Linked DNA regions of Homo sapiens: region 2 is linked to region 1. A link is a contact called in ENCODE Hi-C data. All regions are on one chromosome and are shown on one strand. Each heading gives the region's core, a stretch centred on a gene start or an enhancer-like site at or near the end of the contact. The rest is flanking DNA. Distances are from core to core; before and after follow the strand shown. Region 1 holds the start of SPAG4 (sperm associated antigen 4). Region 2 holds the start of EPB41L1 (erythrocyte membrane protein band 4.1 like 1).

Region 1 (2,700 bases), core at 60-2,559:
GCTGGGTGTGGTGGCGCAAGCCTGTAGTCCCAGCTACTCGGGAGGCTGAGGCGGGAGGATTGCTTGAGGCCGGGAGATGGAGGTTGCAGTGAGCTGAGATCATGCCACTGCACTCCAGCCTGGGCAACAGAGCGAGACTCCATCTCAAAGAAAGAGAGAAATGAAATATATAGCATGTTAGTGACACGTGCTGAGGAGAAAAACAAAACAGGGAAGGGGGATAGAAACTGGTATTTGCTAAGTGCAATTTTAGATGGGGTTTTCTAGGAAGTGCTGTGACGTCATCACTTGCTTTAAAAGAGGCCAGGCGCAGTAGCTGACTCCTGTAATCCCAGCACTTTGGGAGCCCCAGGCAGGCGGATAACCTGAGGTCAGGAGTTCACGACCAGCCTGGCCAACATGGTAAAACCCCGTCTCTACAAAAATACAAAAATTAGCCAGGCATGATGGCGGGTGTCTGTAATCCCAACTACTCGGGAGGCTGAGGCAGGAGAATCGCTTGAACCCGGGAGGCGGAGGTTGCACTGAGCCGAGATTGCACTACTGCCCTCCAGCCTGGGCGACACAGCAGGACTCTGTCTCAAAAAATAAAAATAAAATAAAAATAAAAATGCTGGGCGCAGTGGCTCATGCCTGTAATCCCAGCACTTTAGGAGGCCGGGGCGGGTGGATCACCTGAGATCGGGAGTTCAAGACCAGCCTGACTAACATGGAGAAACCCCGTCTCTACTAAAAATACAAAATTAGCCAGGCATGGTGGTGCATGTCTGTAATCCCAGCCACTCAGGAGGCTGAGGCGGGAGAATCGCTTGAACCCGGGAGGCGGAGGTTGCAGTGGACCAAGATCGCGCCATTGCACTCCAGCCTGGGCAACAGAATGAGACTCCATCTCAAAAAAAAAAAAAAAAGAAAGAAAGAAAGAAAGAAAGAAAGAAAGAAAGAAAGAAAGAAAGAAAGAAAGAAAGAAAGAAAAAAACTGTTATAGACTGAGTGCCATTTTAGATGGGGTTTTCTGGGAAGTGCTGTGACATCATCGCTTGCTGTAAAAGAGGCCGGGCGCGGTGGCTGACGCCTGTACTCCCAGCGCTTTGGGAGGCCGAGGCGGGAGGATCGCTTGAGCCTAGGAGTTCGAAGTTACAATGAGCTATGATCAGGCCACTGCACTCCAGCCTGGGCAATGAGAAAGACCCTGTCTCTTAAACAACAACAAAGTCAGAAGGAGAGGCTGCCATGGCTACGGCTCCAGGTGACGTCACGGCCAGCTCCGTGACGCGCGGCCAGGGCAGCCCGCGGAGACCGAGGCTCCTCTGTGACGTCAGCAGCCGGCCGGGACACAGCGGGAGGGCAGGTGCGGCCGCGGGGCCTGCCGACTTCACGCAGGGTCCGTGGGGTCCCCGCGGCGCGCAGCGGCTGAAGGAGGCCCCAGGGCCTTGGCGACCGCAGCGGCGGCTTTAGCGTCAGTGACTAGGCAGCAGGGGGTCAGGATGCGGCGAAGCTCCCGCCCGGGCTCGGCCTCGTCCTCGCGCAAGCACACGCCCAACTTTTTCAGCGAGAACAGCTCAATGAGCATCACCTCGGAGGACAGCAAAGGGCTCCGGTCAGCGGAGCCCGGGCCTGGGGAGCCCGAGGGCAGAAGAGCCCGGGGCCCGAGCTGCGGTGAGCCCGCCTTGAGCGCGGGAGTGCCCGGAGGAACCACATGGGCAGGAAGCTCTCAGCAGAAGCCAGCGCCTCGGAGCCACAACTGGCAGACAGCCTGTGGCGCGGCAACCGTGAGGGGCGGGGCCTCGGGTGCGGGCGGGGTCGACCCCGGGTGAGCCAGTGGAGGGGGCGGGGCCTAAAGGGCGGTGCTGGGCGGGGACGGGGCTAAGATGATATCTGGGCACCTCCTACAAGGTGGGTCCTGTAGGGTAAAGGGATGGTGCTAAATGAGATCCCTTAAGGGGCGGAGCCTCGGTGTCCTGGACGGTTATGGGAAGGGGCGGGGAAAATCTTGTGGTTGGGTGCCACTGAGGGGGCGCGGCCTCAATGTTAGCGTGAGTGGCTCCCAGGACAATTGGGTTCCACCAAGATCTAAGGCTGGGGGCGGGTCATCCGTTTGGGGGAGGGACCAACTCTTTTTTTTTTTTTTTTGCAACGGAGTTTCGCTCCTGTTGCCCATGCCATGCAATGGCATGATCTCGGCTCACCGCAACCTCCGCCTCCCGGGTTCAAACGATTCTCCCGCCTCAGCCTCCCGAGTAGCTGGGATTACAGGCGTGCGCCACCATGCCCGGCCAATTTTTGTGTTTTTAGTAGAGACGGGGTTTCTCCGTGTTAATCAGGCTGGCCTCGAACTCCCGACCTCAGGTGATCCGCCCGCCTCGGCCTCCCAAATCGCTGGGATTACAGGCGTGAGCCACCGCGCCCGGCCAGGAGACCAACTCTTGACGGAGCCTCCCTGAGGGGCGGGGCTTCAGAGGGCGGAGCTGGAGCCGGGATAGGGCTGCGGTGGGACCAAAGCCTGTGAGAGACTTCCCAGCTGTCTGGCTTGTGGACTGAGCAATCTGCGGCCCGGTCTCGAGGGGAAAATAGGTCTGTGGTCCGCAAGGCCCCAGTGGAGCCCTTGGGTTCCCGCAGAACCGACTGGGTCTCCAGTAGTCTCTGAGGAGCCGCTCGACCTTCTCCCGACCCTGGATCTGAGGCAGGAGATGCCTCCCCCGC
Region 2 (2,712 bases), core at 19-2,518, 540 kb after region 1:
TGGTAGGTACTTAGGAATGATGTGAAGAATGAATGAATAGTTGTGTATGCCTGGAGGTGAGGGTGGTGACTGGGGGTTCGCGGTCATATGGGTTGCAGTGGACCCATGGACAGAAATCTTTGGAGATCATGCTGCGGTTACCCACCATTCTCTCTATGCCTTCGCCATGAACTAGGGACCCTAGAGATAGGAACGTCCAGCCCTTTCGTCATTTGCAAATGAGGCCCAGAGCATGGAACAACTTGCCCAAGGGTACTTGCTGAGCCAGTGGCAGACCTGGACTGGAACCCAGGCCCTCTCCCTCCCAGAGTCCTCTGTGGCTTGAGGTCCCCACCTTCGGATTGTGTGAGATGGAGGTGCTGCAGTGGTTGGACTGGTTTTTTTAGTGGGTAACAGTGCTCCTGGAGGGGAGGAGCATGGCTTACCTTGGTTTTGAGCCATGATCTCTGCCACAAGCTGCTTGGCCAGCCCCTGCCCTTTCCTGGAGCTCAGGTGCACACTCAGCCTGTGCTCAGACACATACAGCAAGTGCGCCTGTACACAGGCCCCATCCCCAATAGGTCCCTGGGCTCTCACTGTTACACTTACTGTCATTGTCACCAAGGCGCATGTGGACAAATGTACACATAGACACCCTCTGGACACACTCAGAGGCACAGAGGATTCCCAGGAGACAGTTGTAATACCTCCTCCCGGTGGGGGAGGACGCCGAGTCCTAGGCGGGTTCTGCCCTGTCGCTGTGCTGCAGGGGTGGTGAGGGGATCCGGCTCCGGTGGGATGGGAGGCCCACTGAGGCTGAGTCACCCCTTCTGAGTCAGGCATGCATCCCCCTCTTCTCTCCTCCCCCTCCCTTTCTCGCTGATGAGCCCCCAAGAGGGCTTGGCGAGAGCAAGGAGGCCCGGGGCTGGCTAGGACCAGGGTGGGGGCAGCCGGGGCGCTCGAGAGGCCCCCCAGCTGCACAGTCCCGCAGTGGTCTGGGAACTGCCCGTGTGGCACGGACCGGGAGGAGGTGGCCTGGGAGCCTGAGAGAGAGGGCGGGGCGCGGGGGGAGGTGGGTGGTAGAGGAGACAGGCAGAGAGGAGGCGGAGGCAGGGGCAGGGCCGCGGCGCGCTGGGAGGCAGGCGCAAGCGGCGGCCGCCCCTGGGCTGGGCTCCGAGGCCGGGGCGGGGGCGGGGGCTGGCCGCGCGTCGGGCGCCAGGCCCGGGGCTGTGGGCACCGTGCCCAGCCCCTGGCGCACGCCGAGCCGCCGCCGCCGCCGCCGCTGCTGCAGTCGGCATCCATCAGCGGGCGGGGGTGTCGCCGAACAGGCTGCTCCGCAGAGCCCGCCGCGACCCCGCGCCGCCCCGCCCCGCGGCCTGCCTGCCAGAGGAGCCGAGGGGGCCGCCCCTCGCCCAACCTGCCCGACATGGGGAACCCCGGGCCCAGGTAGGCACATGGGGGAATCAGGTGGCTCTCGGGGCCGGGGGCTTGCAACATCTAGGCCCAGCCTCCAGCCCTGGGGAGGAACGGGGGCGAGGCCGAGAACTGAGTTTTCAGGCTGTTGGTCCCCTGGCCAGTGTGGGGGAGGGTCTCGCTGTTCCTCCCTACCTACCGGTCTGCAGCCTCCTCCAAGGCCTGGAGAGAGGATCCGGAGGCTGGGGGTTGGCGGGGGGTTGGTCCTGCTGTAGGATGAGCGGTGGGTGGGCGCTGGGCTCCCACCGGCTGGCCCAGTCTCTTTTCGGAGAGCACTCCTGCTGCCGCCTCCAGAGGCCAAGGGCTCTTTGGATTTCTGCTGCTTCTGACGCTGCAGGAGGAGTTCTTGGCTGGAGCCTGGGATGCTGGCGAGCCCTTGCCCTCATCTCTCCTCACTCTGGTTACGGACCCTTCCCCGCTCTGGGCTTGCCTCCCCTTCCGTCTCCCTTCCAAGTACCTCAGAGCTGCTAGGAGGGATCTTAGCCCTAGGACTTCTGCAGTTCTGGCCTGGCATTGTCCTGGCCAGTGACCGTCCCCTGATCAGAGGGAGAGGGCTTGTGTGTCCCACTTGTGTCTGGCACCTTCACACTTGGGGAGGTCCAAGGGCCCGAGAGGCTGGGGTCTCAGGGATGGGCATGGGGGGCCAATGTCTACAGCCATTGGGGTACTTACTGGGTGCAGAGGCCACTGACTGGCAGACGTATATGGCTCAAAGTGGTCCATGGAGACCTTGAAGTCTGGACAAGGACCAAAAGGGAGTTCTGGGGATGCTGGTCTCTCCCTCAGCTGCCAGCCATCGTCGTTGCTTTTCCCTCGGAGCTCTGAGGATGCATTGGTGGGGGAGAGAGCACCACGTGTTCCCACATTCACTTCTGGATCCGCATAGCACCTCCTCTGCACCCAAAGGTGGGAATGTGAGACGGCCAGATTTAGGACCTCTCCAGGGCTGTGCGGGGTCCAGCGGCTTGGCTTCATTCCCACCCCATCCCCCCACCCTCAGCATTAGGAGCCTTCCAGAATCAGTGGCACTTGAGCCAGGTCAAGATCTGGGGCCTGGATGGTGCCCTCCGCAGCTCTTGGAAGACAGTGCCTCCTGTCCCGGGCAAGGGTGTGGAGAATAGAGGCAGCTGTGTGCCTCTCTGCCCACCCATTCCTCCAGATGGAGCCTGCGGCAGAGGCAGCCTGTGCCAGCCTCCCCTATGAGCCACCGTGGCCCAGGAAGGCTCTGCCAGCTCTGTGCAAGGATGGAGCTGGCTTCTC

Evidence for each region. Hi-C counts contacts between places; a loop is a spot of excess contacts on that map. Pooled maps may share reads with other maps.
Region 2: a loop to region 1 is called in a pooled map, with 2.9 times the contacts of the local background. The contact joins the promoter of EPB41L1 here to the promoter of SPAG4 in region 1. A Hi-C loop is called at or near these places in 4 of 37 single-sample maps with no recorded cell type and 7 of 50 pooled maps.

The regions. Positions count from the first base shown.
Region 1 is chr20:35,614,520-35,617,219 of GRCh38, forward strand. SPAG4 (sperm associated antigen 4) reads left to right here and starts at 1,310. Exons shown (of 12, transcript NM_003116.3): 1 at 1,310-1,788; 2 at 2,617-2,700. The coding sequence starts at 1,485. RefSeq lists a silencer at 1,356-2,085 and an enhancer at 2,516-2,700.
Region 2 is chr20:36,153,472-36,156,183 of GRCh38, forward strand. EPB41L1 (erythrocyte membrane protein band 4.1 like 1) reads left to right here and starts at 1,269. Exons shown (of 22, transcript NM_012156.2): 1 at 1,269-1,425. It overlaps EPB41L1-AS1 (EPB41L1 antisense RNA 1), which reads right to left and starts at 2,289. Exons shown (of 4, transcript NR_147703.1): 1 at 2,125-2,289; 2 at 1,592-1,783. It overlaps LOC124904893 (a long non-coding RNA gene), which reads right to left and starts at 975. Exons shown (of 2, transcript XR_007067572.1): 1 at 426-975. RefSeq lists a silencer at 1,008-1,207.